Regions from separate parts of the Mus musculus genome. Here regions 2 and 3 are each linked to region 1. Evidence: chromatin loops called from intact Hi-C (ENCODE). Cell type or tissue: gastrocnemius. All regions are shown on one strand.

Region 1 (5,000 bases):
GAAATGGATATTTTAAAGAGATTGAAATTTTAAAGTTATTTAGATCTTGGGGATGAATAAGAATGTAAGGGTTGAGACTTACTAGTGATGTGTTTGTGTTGACAAGGGGTCAATTGTACTGGCTAGTTTTATGCCAACTTGACACAGCTGGAGTTATCACAGAGAAAGGAGCTTCAGTTGGGGAAATGCCTCCATGAGATCCAGCTGTACGGCATTTTCTCAATTAGTGATCAAGGGGGAAAGGGCCTTTGTGGGTGGGACCATCTCTGGGCTGGTAGTCTTGGGTTCTATAAGAGAGCAGGCTGAGCAAGCCAGGGGAAGCAAGCCAGTAAAGAACATCCCTCCATGGCCTCTGCATCAGCTCCTGCTTTCTGACCTTCTTGAGTTCCAGTCCTGACTTCCTTGGTGATGAACAGAGTATGGAAGTGTAAGCCGAATAAACCCTTTCCTCCCCAACTTGCTTCTTGGTCGTGATGTTTGTGCAGGAATAGAAACCCTAAGACAGACCTCTATCTCAAACAACAAGAGGAAACCCAGACGAAGTAACTAAAATAAGCCCTGAGGGTCCTAACACCATCCACTTCAGATAATGAAACACAAAAGCACTTAGTGGGGCATCTGGCACATGATAAGTGTTCAGACACTGTTGTGAGAACCACAGAGACAAATGATCTCCGCTTTAGGGATCTCCAGATCCAATGGGCGGGGAGGGAGAAAAGACTGATGGGTGGCTACGCCACTAGCAAACCCAGGGGGAGAGCTCCACCTGCCGCATAGCAAGAGGCAGACCCCACTGTAGCAGCAGCCAATTAGTGCACTCTACTCACCCCCGACTACCCGCCCCAATATTCTGGATTCCCAAGTAAAACGCACACACACACACACACACACACACACACACGCACACACACGTGCATGCACACACGTAGCCTAATATTTAATATGCCTTAAATAGCTCAGTGGATGGGCACATCCAAACATCCCAAGGGTAGCACACTCTCCCCTCTGATACTCCTGAGTCATTACTTACTAGAACCTATATTCCATCTTAGCTGCCCCAAGAAATTCTGTGTGCTTTAAGATTGTGAAAAGGCCCGAGGCCAGTCTTGTCTACATGGTGTCTCAAAATCAATAAAAAAATTTTTTTAAAGACAACTATCTGTGCAAGTAAAAGGGGGGACCTGGAGGGATGGCTCCGTGGTTAAGGACACTAGCTACTCTTACAAATGGCCTGGGCTGGGTTCCCAGCACATACCTGGTGGCTACAACCACCTGAACTCCAGTTTCTCCTATTCCTTGGAACACAGATGGGAGGGGGGAAGAGAAAGAGAGAAATCGTGCACTCCGAGAAGGTGAAGGGGAAGAGCAGGAAGAGAGGCGAGAGGAGAAGGAGACCAAGATGTCTGTTTTATATAGGAAAGAGCTTGGGGAGGGGGAGCCCAGCCCCTGCCCCTGGGCTGGAAAGTTCAGGGTTGGGGGCAGGGTTTGCCAGGAAGGGGCCCGAGGGATGCTAGGAGAACCTGGACCCGTGTAAAGCATACCAAAGTGTGGAGGGGAGGACAAGGGGAGGAGGGGGAAGGATGGAGGGTACTGAGGAGGACTGGGGAGGGGGAGAACAGAGGAAAGGGGACAAGAAAGGAGCCGGGCAAGAAGGGAAATACGAGGAGGGACAGGATGAGAAGAGGAGAGGGGGAAAGGTGGATAAGAAGGAGCAGTTTTGAAATCCGACTGACTTGGTTGGATCAAACACTATTCCCCTGTCTTTAGGAAAGTCAAGTGACATCCCTAAGCTTACACACACACACACACACACGCACACACGCACACACAGGCCCCTTAAGGACCTGCGATGAGCACTGAAGGAATATCCTTGTAAAGGAAAGGCAGACCCTAGACCAGAGAAAGCTCAGTTCAGCGCGCAGCGGCTTCCGGTGGAGCTTGGAAGCGGAGCTGCGGAAGGATGCTGCTAAGCAAGGTGATTCTTCAGGCCAAAGAGGCCCAGGTCCAATGGGTGCCGGTTAAAAATGCAGCCCAGGGCCCACTGTAAGCTAGAGTCTATTCAGTGAGGCCTATGGCTAGCTGGGCCACAGATGTCCTGCTCACAGGTCCACCAAGTCCGCAGTCACAAACACACAGGGAAGTTCTTCAAAAGTGGCCCCTGGGTCAAGGGGAAATCGCTGTTCAGAAGTGACTCTGATGACCTCTTTGCTTGAGGGAGCAAACCTCCAGATTAGATCTGTGGTGGAAGGAGGGGGGAGGGGATGTCTATGTAGACCAAAGGTGTCGAATCCCATGGATCCCTGGGTGCTGGGACTCAAACTCAGTTCCTCTGCAGTTCCTTAGTTACCGAGCCATCTCTCTAGTCCCCTACCTAGGCTAGCAGCTCTCCTCATACCGAGGGGAGCAGAGGGCACTAGCTTGGGTGTGGAGATGCTGGGGGTAAAGAAGGAGATGCTGGTGTGCAACAACTCACCAGATTTTCTCAGGTTTGGCTCAGAAGGTAGGCTTAGATTCTCCACGGATCAGAGCTGCATTGGCGCGATGCGACCAGCAGGTGGCGCCAAGGGCGTAGGCGATTCAAAGCAGAAGCGTTTCCTTCAGTTGCTAGTCAGTAACTGACAAGTTATGAGGTGCAAAAACCTCTGAGATGTTCTCTTTATCCTCTAGCTCCAAGTCTGAGCACCACATTGGCAGGAGGGAAAAAGAGGAAGAGAACTGAAATATCCTCCTTGAGGAAACTATCGGATAAACAGGAGTTTGTGCCTGTACTCTGAGGATTTCTGTAGGTTCAAAACCCCAACCCTAGCAACCTAGCGAGTTCCAGGCCAGCCTGGGCTACAGAAGAAAACCTTGTCTAAAACAAAAAAACAAACAAACAAAACACCCCCCATCCGACCCCACCCCCAAAAGAAACAGAAACGAGGGGCCTGGCTTGGTCTGACCCAACCAAAGACCCAACCAACTACGGGATAGGCAAAGCCAAGCCTTTTATTATGCAAAGGTTTTGTTTGACCAGTGCAGGGTGCAGAACCAACCCTTAAACTAAGTGTGGCTTTTTCAAAGGTTGCACAATTAGCCCAAGAGCTCATATCGCACAAGGTCGAGAATCACCAGCCGCGATGCTTGTTTCCACATTTAAGTCATTTATATCCATCCCTCTTCATGACTCTGGAAATAGCCACATGAACCCTGAACACCTAAGGTGTTCTTAGTCTTGTTGTTTTGTTCTGTTTTTTTTTTTTTAAGTTGAGTATAATTGCAAGGGAAACTGTTTCTTGCCATAATAACTCTTCTCAAAACAGAAAAGAACAAAAACTAAATGCACTGGAGTTACAATTTGTTTCAGTCTGTTTGCCATTGAATTAATTACCTGACATTATCAGTGATGTTGTTTCCACACTGTAGGGCAAAGAGGAGCTTAGCTCTTCCGTAAGAGGAATTTAGGAATTCTAAATAAAAAGAAGGCAGAAGTGATGAGGAGGAAGAGGAGGTGAGGCAGAGAGAGAGAGAGAGAGACATTCTTTCTATCCTATCCATTGCAAAACAAAAGGAATCTTGGTGGTGACCTGGCAGCTCCGAGCTCAGCCTTCCTGCCACATGTGAACGCTTCAGGAAACATCAGTTATTTTTACTAGGAAGCTCAAGGGGAAGGGCGGAGACCCAGCTTCCTGTGAGACTGCCTGACCCTGGTGTCTTAGGCCAAGTATTCTAGCAACTTGAGGAGCCGCGTTCCTTACCACCCCACCCCACCCCAGCTGGTTGATTGCCTCTTCCACAGGCTCCCACCTCTTCCCTTGCTGTAGTGGAGGTGACCTGTGGCAGGAGCAGGAACAAGACAATGGGAAGGGACAAGGAGGTGCTAGTGACCCTTTACTAAACCACCTCGGGAGCCTATGTGCTTGAGGAGCCCTGGCCAATCAAGGTTCGGCCTCGGGAAAGCACACTTCACTCCCATCTTGGTTTCTCAGACAAAGAGGGGTCCAATGAAATTCTGCAGCAAATCCTACTGCAGGCTCCTCACAGCCCCAGACCCGGTACTGCTGCCGGGAGATGCTTCAGAGCTTTACCTCAGCACCTAGTCTCTTTTAACAACAGTTGGGGTTTGTTACCTGTCTCCTATGACCCAGGGATAGAGAAGGACTGTAGAGTCCCTTATCCTACAGGTCACAGGTCTCAGTCCTAAGGAACCAAGGAACCTCTGTCTCCTCAGGTCCACAGGGAAGTCCTGAATAGCACAATATGCCGTGCCTGTTCTTACTGTCACTTCCTAGTTGTGAGGGTTCCAAGTGAGGTACTTCATTGCTATAAGCCTCTATTTCTTTGTCTGTAAGATGGGTACAACCCCACCTTCTAAAAGTTGTTGGGGCCATGTGAGCTCACTCAGATAAAGTTGAAACTGTACAACAGTATTCTGGGTACTAGCATATACTCCAGCCCCTACCCCAGGCAGCTCCTCTTATGCAGAGGTATCTAGGGGAAAAAAAAAACTTGTATGTCTGTGCTCAGGGAACAAATTTTATGCATCTTCTGTTCTAGTTTACTTTCTATTACTGTGATAAAGGCTATGACTAAAAGTAAATTGGGAGGCTGAAGAGATGGCTTAGGGGTTAAGAGCACTGTCTGCTTATTCAGAGGTCCTGAGTTCAATCCCCAGCAACCACATGGTGGCTCACACCATCTATAGTGTGATCTGATGCCTCTTCTGGCATGAGGTGTACATGCAAATAGAATACTCATACATTAAATAAATAAATAAATAAATAAATAAATAAATAAATCTAAAAGCAAATTGGGAAGGAAATTACTTATCTCACCTTAGAACCCTTAAAACCCCAGGTCCTACTCCATCACTGAGAAAAGTCAGGGCAGGAGCTGAAAGCAAACGGACGGTAAGAACTGAAGTGGAGACCATGGAGGTCTGTTTACTACAGCACTCCTTGTGGTTGCTTGACCTGCTTTCTCGGACACCCCAGGACCACCTGCTCAGTGATGCCATGGCC
Region 2 (5,000 bases), 250 kb after region 1:
TAGAATGCGAATTGATCCATTCTTATCTCCTTGTACAAAGCTCAAGTCTAAGTGGATCAAGGAACTCCACATAAAAACAGAGACACTGAAACTTATAGAGGAGAAAGTGGGGAAAAGCCTCGAAGATATGGGCACAGCAGAAAAATTCCTGAACAGAACAGCAATGGCTTGTGCTCTAAGATCAAGAATTGACAAATGGGACCTCATGAAACTGCAAAGCTTCTGTAAGGCAAAGGACACTCTCAGTAAGACAAAACGGCAACCAACAGACTGGGAAAAGATCTCCACCAATCCTAAATCTGATAGGGGACTAATATCCAATATATATAAAGAACTCAAGAAGTTGGACTCCAGAAAACCAAATAACCCTATTTAAAAATGGGGTAGAGCTAAACAAAGAATTCTCAACTGAGGAATACCGAATAGCTGAGAAGCACCTAAAAAAATGTTTAACATCCTTAATCATCAGGGAAATGCAAATCAAAACAACCCTGAGATTCCATCTCACACCAGTCAGAATGGCTAAGATCAAAAATTCAGGTGACAGCAGATGCTAGTGAGGATGTGGAGAAAGAGGAACACTCCTCCATTGTTGGTGGGATTGCAAGCTTTTACAACCACTCTGGAAATCAGTTTGGCGGTTCCTCAGAAAATTGGACATAGTTCTACTGGAAGATTCAGCAATACCACTCCAACTTTTAATAAGGACACATGCTCCACTATGTTTATAGCAGCCATATTCATAACGGCAAGAAGCTGGAAAGAACCCAGATGTCCCTCAACAAAGCAATGGATACAGAAAATGTGGTACATTTACACAAGGGAGTACTACTACTCAGCTATTAAAAGCAATGAATTGATGAAATTCTTAGACAAATGGATGGATCTGAAGGATTATCATCCTAAGAGAGGTAACCCAATCACAAAAGAACACACATGATATGCACTCACTGATAAGTGGATATTAGCCCAGAAGCTCAGATTACTCAAGATACAATTTGTAAAATATATTAAACTCAAAAAGAAGGAAAACCAAAGTGTGGACACTTCGATATAGAAGTGGATGCTCACAGCCATCCATTGGACGGAGCACAGGGTCCCCAATGAAGGAGCTAGAGAAAGTACCCAAGGAGCTGAAGGGGTTTGCAGCCTCCTAGGAGGAACAACAATATGAACTAACAGTAAATCCAGAGCTCCCTGGGACTAAACCACCAATCAAAGAAAACACAGGGAGAGACTCATGGCTCTAGCTGCATATGTAGTAGAGGATGGCCTAGTCAGTCATCAATGAGAGGAGAGGCCCTTGGTCCTGTGAAGGCTCTATGTACCAGTATAGGGGAATGCCTGGTCAAGGAAGTGGGAGTGGGTGGATTGGGGACCAGGGGGAGGGGGGAGGGGGGAGAGGATAGGGGATTTTCGGAGGGGAAACTAAGAACGGGGATAACATTTGACATGTACATAAAGATAATATCTAATAATAATAAAAAAGAAACAGTTTAGGTAACAGTCTAGGATAATACATTAAACAATAGAATCATAGTAAGTGTGAGAACAGTCTAATACCCTCTCCTGGAACACACTCTCTTGGCTGTTTCCTTCTCATTCATTATAGATGACTTCCTAATTTTTGTGTATCTTCTGTGGCCCATTGACTACTCATGAGTGTGTGAATTTCTACGTATTTGTGACTTCCTCCAATGTCCACAGTCATTTCTAGTTGCTGTGATGTTTTAGGAGAACACACAGTACGCGTTTATCCTTCTAACTTTTATCACAGCTTGTTTCACAGTGCAGCATCTGTTCTGTCCTGGAGAGGGTTCCATGTGAGCTTAAGAAGAATGTGAATACTGCTTTTGGTAGAAAGAGTTCCACAGATGACCCAGGGGGCTGGCTTTTCCATTCCTCCTAGTGTCTAATTAGTTTCCAGCACAACTGAAAGTACACAACAGAAAAACACAACAGAAGTCCAGTGAAAGACTCTAATACAAGATACAGACAACAAATAGTTTAGAGAGAAGCAAAGTTAATTTTAAAAAAAAAATCTATCAATACCTTTTTTCACAGAATTACCTCTACGTATCAAAAGCAGGATGTTAAAAAGGAATAGGTAGAGATGTTTTTGGTATGACTAACACATGAAAAGGTTCCCTTTTTAAAAGATAAAGCTGAAGTTGTTCTCACAGAAAGTAGAACAAAAAATAAAAGGGATGAATTACAGGAATGAGAAGGCATGGCAGCTATAGATCTACCACCTTTGGAGATGGAGCGATTGCTCAGTGCTTAAGGGCATTTGCTGCCTTTGCAGAGGACCCAGAGTCCCTTCTCAGCATCCACTTAGTGGCTCACACCATCTGTAACTCCAGCCACAGGCATCCAATGCCCTCTTGTGGATATCAGACACAAACATGGTATACATACATATGTGCCACAAAAATTCATACAAGTAAAATAGAAATAAAATGTTGGGTTCTAACAAAACAGAGCAAAAAATTACCAACAAAAGAATTAAAGAGAGTCTTTCAAAATGAAAAAAGAAAAATCTGAAAACTCTTTAAAGAACCAGCAAAAATGTCTGAGACCCAAAACAGGTAACAGGCAAGTTATTTTATATATATATATATATATATATATATATATATATATATATATATACACATATATATATGTATATGTATATATATATACACATACATACATATATACACACACATATATACATATATACATATTATGTATTATATTGTATAAAGCTGAACAACTGAGATCAAGAGATGATTCTAAGTTGTTGTAGAGGGCTAAAGCATGCTTGTACATACAGATAAGCACTGGAGAAGTCAGGAAGGTAAACTCTCAGGTATCCTTCAAAGGAAAGACGTGTCTAACCTGACCTCCACCTGGAATGCTGGGAATGGATGTAGTTTTACAACCTGGTAACCCTTTGCTGTCTGATGGGTCAGGCTCTACCTGTCTCCCAGAAATGTTTTACTTATCCCAGACCCTTTTCCTCTAAAACCTTGAGCATAACTTCTAGGCCATAAAACTCATCCTTGTGAGATACCACAGCCTGTGTGATTTCTATGTCGTATCAGGGTCAGGTCAAATTCGGACTCACACAGGGATTATGTTTGCCTTAGTCAGTCTCCCCAGACCAGTAGCTCTCAACCTGTGCTCTCAACCCCTTTGAAGGCTGGATGGCCCTTTCCCAGGGGTTGCTTAAGACCATTGGAAAACAGAGATATTTACATTAGGATTCATAACAGTAGCAAAATTACAGTTATGAAGTAGCAATGAAAATGTTATTGTTGGGAGTATCACAACACGAGGAACTATATTAAAGGGTCAGCATTAGGAAGGTTGAAAACCACTGCTCTAGACCTTTATCTTGAGCACTGCTTCTAGGTCAGCAAGAACTCTTCTAATAGATGAAGCCATATGCACTGTGTAAAGAGAATCAATGTAAACATGTCTTAAGCCTTGTACTCACCAGGCTGAGCTAACTGTTACCTGAAAACTTTCACCAACATTGTGCTATGTTTAAATATGGCAAAAATATATGAGCTGAGGCCAGACTCTCAAAGTCTTCACCCAGCACCAGTAATTTAAATTTAGCTGATCCCAACTTCATTTCTATGTAACCCTGCTTGTTTTCCTTGCCATCTGTAAAGTCTCTCAGGGACCATCACACAAGTTTTCAGAGAGTAAGGCAGGGCAGAAGCATAGTGACTTCAGACTTACCAATGGCAACACTAGAAACCAGGAAGTCACTGGGGCAAAGGAAAACCCTACACAGACATTATTTCCATCTAGAACTCCATGCCCAGTCAGATTTCCTGAGGAAACATGAAGCTGCTTTACATTCTGCGTTTATAAAATACCACCCACATAAGCTTCCTGCAGAAGCTCCTCTTGAGTTAACAACACAGAGTGAGGTAAACCAAAACACAGACTGGGGAGGCAGGAAATTCAACATGGTGGGAGGTGAAGGACAACACAGGGAGGCTCCATGTGCCACAGGTAGAAAACAACTGCTTCCAACTGGAAGACTCACAACAGTAAAACCTACAACACCCGAGTGGCTGCCGGTCCTGAGAGCAGAACAGAAACGGTGGATGTGAGCACAAGAGAGGTGAAGCGATTTTCAAAAGCAGGTCTAAGAAAAGGAAGAACAGGACTCCTGGCTCAGCTCTGAAAAAGGACCACATAATCTGTAACTGCTAATGACCAATAGTGAGGTAACTAAAAAAGAGATAACAATTTATAAAGGAAGATGTGGAATCAAAAACGTGAAGGCAAAAATCTCAGTTTCCTTTGGCAGAGTCTGCACAGATGAAGTGGTTTTGTTCTGCAGCCCTGAGCTCCCTCTTTTGCCCCCCCCAGCCTCTGCTTCACTCTCCCTTTTTGGGATCTTGCTATGTAGCCCAGCCTGGCACTGAATGCAGCCTTTTGAATAGCAAGAATTACAGGCATGTACCACTGTGCCTGACTAAGTCAAGCATTTAGAAAATGGAGCAAATTAACAAAAGCTTTTGGAGGCTAAAGCACAGGAGAAGGACGGGCCCTGGGAGAAGAAGACTTTATCATTTCTTTCTGCAATAAATTACCAGTGCTCTGTGAATAAAGAACATGTCTAAAATTTTATTTTACTTCATATAAATTAAAAAGAAAGACATCACAAAGAGGAGGAAGTTTGTGATTTTTATGTAGATGTAACTAGCTCCAGACTTCAGTCTACACGCCATTGTTTTTCCTGTAACTAACTACAGACCAATCTATACATGGCTTAGATATGGCCTATGCTTACTCATACTCAACTGTGACTTCAAAGGGAATTTTCTAGACCTTACCTCAAGCAGCGCAGCTGCAGGATCCCCCTGCAGGCTTTTCCCCAGCTTGTCAACCTCATCCAATAGGAACACTGGATTGTTAACCCCAACGGTCTTCAAGCCATTGATGATACGACCAGGCATACTGCCCACATAGGTCCGCCTGCAGAGAGCAAA
Region 3 (5,000 bases), 82 kb after region 1:
TATGTGGTACACAGTAAGACACAGTCACATACAAACAAGCAGAAAATGTATATTGATTTTACAAAATTAGAGAGGCCACTGGATGACAGCCAACAAATTTCTAATTCCTCATATTTTTGAATTTCAAGTGATTAGAATATATTGGTAATATTCATTTTCATATTAAGAGATATTAAGGAAAAGTGATTGTTAACTTCCTGTTATTTTTGTTGTTAGAGGTGGAATTATGTTTGTGTGGGCTTGTTGAAAGATTACTTTCTTGCTTTTTCCCTCCTTGTGTTGGTGTTTTCCATCTATTATCCTTTGAAGGGCTGGATTTGTGGAAAGATATTGTGTAAGTTTGGTTTTGTCATGGAATACCTTGGTTTCTCCATCTATGGTAATTGAGAGTTTTGCTGGGTACAGTAGCCTGGGCTGGCATTTGTGTTCTCTTAGGGTCTGTATGACATCTGCCCAGGATATTAGTTTTTATAGTCCCTGGTGAGAGATCTGGTGTAATTCTGATAGGTTTGCCTTTATATGTTACTTGACCATTTTCCCTTACTACTCTTAAAATTCTTTCTTTCTTTTTCTTTCTTTCTTTCTTTTTTTTTTTTTTTTAGTACATTTTGGTGTTTTGATTATTATGTTGATGGAAGGAATTTCTTTTCTGATCCAGTCTATTTGGAGTTCTGTAGGCTTCTTGTATGTTCATGGGCATCTCTTTCTTTAGGTTAGGGAAGTTTTCTTCTATAATTTTGTTGAAGATATTTACTGGCCCTTTAAGCTGGGAATCTTCACACTCTTCTATACCTATTATCCTTAGGTTTGGTCTTCTCATTGTGACCTGGATTCCCTGGATGTTTTGGGTTAGGAGCTTTTTGTTTTTTGCATTTTCTTTGACTGTTGTGTCAATGTTTTCTATGGTATCTTCTGCACCTGAGATTCTCTCTTCAATCTCTTATATTCTGGTTTGTTTTGTTTTTTGTTTGTTTGTTTGGTTTGGTTTTTTGAGACAGGGTTTCTCTGTGTAGTCCTGGTTGTCCTGGAACTCACTCTGTAGATCAGGCTGGCCTCAAACTCAGAAATCTGCCTGCCTCTGCCTCCTGAGTGCTGGGATTAAGGCGTGTGCCACCATGCCCAGCAATCTCTTATATTCTGTTGGTGATGCTTGCATCTATGACTCCTGATCTCTTTCCTAGATTTTCTAACTCCAGGGTTTTCTCCCTTTGTGATTTCTTTATTGTTTCTATTTCCATATTTAGATTCTAGATGGTTTTGTTTGTTTCCTTTGCTTGTTTGATTGTTTTTTTTTTTTCCTGTAATTCTTTAAGGGGTTTTTGTGTTTCCTCTTTAAGTTCTTCTACCTGTTTACCTATGTTCTCCTGTATTTCTTTAAGGGAGTTATTTATGTCCTTCTTAAAGTCCTCTATCATTATCATGAGAAGTGATTTTAGATCTGAATCTTGCTTTTCCGGTGTGATGATGTATCCAGGACTTCCTATGGTGGGAGAATTGGGTTCTGATGATGCCAAGTAACCTTGGTTTCTGTTGCTTCTGTTCTTACACTTGCCTCCTGCCATCTGGTTATCTCTAGTGCTACCTGCCCTCTCTATATCTGACTGGAGCCTGTCCTTCCTGTAATCTTGGTTGTGTCAGAACTCCTCATGCTGTCTCTGTGATCCTGAGATCCTGGGTGTGTCAGAGCTCCTGGGAGTCAAGCTGCCTCTGGGACCCTGGCATCCTGGTGTGACCAAGCTCCTGGGATCCCGAGATCCTGGATGTGTTAGAGCGCCTAGGAGTGGAGCTTCCTCTGGGTGTTGTGAGACTGGCTGGGGAATTTGCGCCCAAGGTCTGCTCAGGGCACCAGCCCAGACAGACCAGAAGAAACCCATGCCACTGATCTGGCAGAGTCCCTGTATGCCTGGGTCCCACTGGTCCCTTGAAATGTTTTTCATTATCACTTGTGTGAGTGTACACATGTGTGCGTGTGAAGGGCTGCATGCACATCAGTAAGTACATTATAAGGACTGGAAGAGGATGTCTGGTATTTTTCTCCTAAATCTCTGTCTTATTCCTTGGATACAGGGTCCACCTGACCCTGTCCCACAACACTAGGGTTACAGTCCCATGCAGCCACACCTGGCTTGTCATGTAGGTGCTGGATTCAAATTCAGGTCCTCATGCTTGCCTACATAGCAAGTAGCCTTACCTTCTAAGCTATCTTCTTAGCTTTGGCACCAACTATTTTGAGGATAATTTTATGAGGCTTTCCTTCTTCTTCTTCTTCTTCTTCTTCTTATTATTATTATTATTATTATTATTATTATTATTATTATTATCTCTTTATCTTTTTTACAGTCCAGTCATTATTCCCCTCCTGTCTACCCTCTAACTGTTTCTCATCCTATACCTCCTCCTCCATCTCCAAAAGGATGTCCCCACCCCACCCCACCCCATCCTACCAGACCTCCCACTCCCTGGGGCCTCAAGTCCCTGAAGGATTAGGTGTATCTTCTCTCACTGATGCCAGACCAGGCAGTCCTCTGCTGTACATGTGTCAGCTGGTGTCTGCTTGCCTGGTTGGTGGCTCAGTGTCTGAGAGATCTTTCAAATAGCCGCTGGGCTCTGGTTTAAGTCTGCACCTAGTGAAAGCAGCATTACTCTCTATTCACAGGGCAGTAGTCTGGGTGGAGACCTGCATTGATGCATGGCCTTTGCTGGACCCCTGCCCTCTCTGAGTAGTGAAGACTGAACTGGATGTTCTGGCGGCTCTGGGAAGCAGATATCAGAGCATGATTAGAAGGAACCCAGTGCAGCAGTGGCAAGGAGTGGCCTGATGTCCACATGTGCATGATCCTCTGCACTAGGTGGGGTTGCAGCCCTCAACTTCAAGCCCATACAGGCAGAGCGCCCCCTAGCTGTCTGATAGCATGTCAGCATAGCACTCCCCTCACTGTGATGGGAAACCCGAGAGGCAGGCAGGGATGATTCTTCAGAGGACTCAGTATTGGGCTGCTAGCAAAAGCTACTCCCCTCTCCTTCCTCCGAATGCCTGTGGAAGCTGGGTGGGCCTCAAGCTCTATCACCCTGGAAGGGGAGTGGTGGCCCTACCCACTCCTGCTGGGTGCTGGATCATGGCCAGCCCTGGTTTTTTAATATTCTGCTGCTTAATGGGACCCAGATGTTCCTTAGGAGTCTGATGTCAACAGTGCTCCATAGGCAGTTTGTCATTCCTACTGTGGGTAGACAGAAGCCGCAGATACTCAAACCCAGCAAAGGTTTGGGGATATTTCTGATGTAGCAAGCTAGAGGTGGTAGGGGAGGTTATCAGCCAGCTTAACTTATGGGTGATTATCACGTTCATGGGATGGGTGGGACTGCATGCATAATACTGGCATTATAGGTATGTACAGCAGGCCCAGACACCCTGACTCCTGCTGTTATTAAATGTGATTTTCATCTGAGGCCTGGTCTCCATCAAGCATGAGAGGACCAGGCTGGATAGAGCTGGGGGAGAGGAACATCCAGGAGCTGGGAGTGGATGCTCCATGTTCTCCTGCTTCATGAACTCAGCTGGGTACCATATACACTCTTCCATCCTCCCAGGAATCCTGACAGCACCCAGGAAGATCCTCCTGGATGCCTGCAAAGTCCACTCAGAGCATCTTACAACACAGAAGTCTGGAAAGCAGAGACTGGGCAGGAATTGGAAGTAACCATAGTTGAGATCTGGTTCTGGCTGACTCCAGGCAAGCATTCTTTCCCCTAGACTCTGGCAGACAGGGCTCTGGGAAGGGAGATAAACCAGAGGTTGTGTCCTGCAGAGATGTCTACATGGAAAGGAGAAAAAAGGAGAGGAGCCAAAACAAAGCTAGAGGGACCAGGAGCCTCCTTTTGTGGGTTGGGGACTGAAACAGAGATAGGGTCTCACTGAGTAATAGCCTAGGAACAGCGGCTCTGGAGAAACCCAGACATTCTGATTCATAGCAATATTTATTCTCAGGCTGGCTCCTGGGTCAAAAACAAAGCTCGGAAATGGCTCAATGGTTAAGAGCACTGACTGCTCTTCCAGAGGTCCTGAGTTCAATTCCCAGCAACCACACGGTGGCTCACAACCATCTGTAATGGGATCCGATGCATTCTTCTAGTGTGTGTCTGAAGACAGAGGCAGTATATTCATATAAATAATAAATAAATCTTTTTTTAAAAGAAGCTCTGGAAAAAAGGGGACATTTTAAGAGCAACTGTGATCTTTAAATACGGGACTTATTTTATAAAAGAGTAGTGTGTTGATATATGGCTTCTTTTGTTGACATTTAAATTGTAGCTATGTAAGAGAATGTCCTGTTCTTAGAAAACACAGCTGAAACTGCAAGGGATGAGTCACAGGGGATTTAACTCACTCTCCGAGGCTCTGCCAGTAAAGCCTGTCAAAGCACAGACACACTGGGGTGCAGGAAACAGGAGCGCACCAACCGTTGGTGAGTCCAGTCGAGGGATACAAACACACTCATTGAATTACTAGTGCAACGTTGCTCTATGTTTGAAAGTTTTCCAAGTAAAAGGAGAGAAAGAAGACAAAAGACGTGAAAATAGATAAAGAAGTCAAGAAAAGAGGAAAGACGGGCAGGTCCTGCCTCCAAGAGGAAAGGGCCCTGCAGTCAGAGAGGGCATGAGACAGAGGCTGTGGAAGGTAGGGGTTGGGAGGAGCCGGCAGGTGGCTGAAGAACAGGACAGGGAGCTGCTGGGTCAGGGGTGCAAGAGACCTGAGGGGAGAGACCTGTCTTTCCAAGAGCTCCCTAGGGCCTGCATGAAGCCCCGTGGAGCCCTCCTGAGCACAGCAGACTGAGAAGTGTCCTGCTGAGGGTGGGAAAGGCTTTTCCTGGGAAGGCAGAAAGGATTCACAGGGACAAAGCTGACAAGAGTCAGGAGGCTTCTTGCTCCTGTCACAGGGCTCCCCTCTGTGTGGCATTACCTGTTCCCCCACTCAAGGCCTAAGCCCCATAGACTCAGTGACT

The links. Hi-C counts contacts between places; a loop is a spot of excess contacts. Peaks named below come from ENCODE experiments on the same cell type or tissue, not always from the same donor. Only the 100,000 strongest peaks of a DNase experiment are listed, where the experiment ranks them.
Region 2: a loop joins it to region 1, with 7 times the contacts of the local background. A loop is called at or near these places in 20 of 42 quality-filtered maps.
Region 3: a loop joins it to region 1, with 5 times the contacts of the local background. A loop is called at or near these places in 19 of 42 quality-filtered maps.

The regions. Positions count from the first base shown.
Region 1 is chr8:86,900,857-86,905,856 of GRCm38, reverse strand. No RefSeq gene overlaps it. Among named protein-coding and RNA genes, the nearest start is that of Gm33391, 18 kb to the left of the region's middle. In gastrocnemius, a CTCF peak has its summit at 2,551 (motif pointing right); a DNase peak (open chromatin) is centred at 2,545; H3K27ac peaks cover 1,826 bases.
Region 2 is chr8:86,652,162-86,657,161 of GRCm38, reverse strand. It overlaps Lonp2 (lon peptidase 2, peroxisomal), which reads right to left. Exons shown (of 15, transcript NM_025827.3): 8 at 4,845-4,986. Among named protein-coding and RNA genes, the nearest start is that of Gm22305, 17 kb to the left of the region's middle. In gastrocnemius, a CTCF peak has its summit at 2,396 (motif pointing left); a DNase peak (open chromatin) is centred at 2,350.
Region 3 is chr8:86,818,980-86,823,979 of GRCm38, reverse strand. All of the region lies in intron 1 of Gm39215 (a long non-coding RNA gene), which reads left to right. Among named protein-coding and RNA genes, the nearest start is that of Gm39215, 4.8 kb to the left of the region's middle. In gastrocnemius, a CTCF peak has its summit at 2,904; a DNase peak (open chromatin) is centred at 2,914.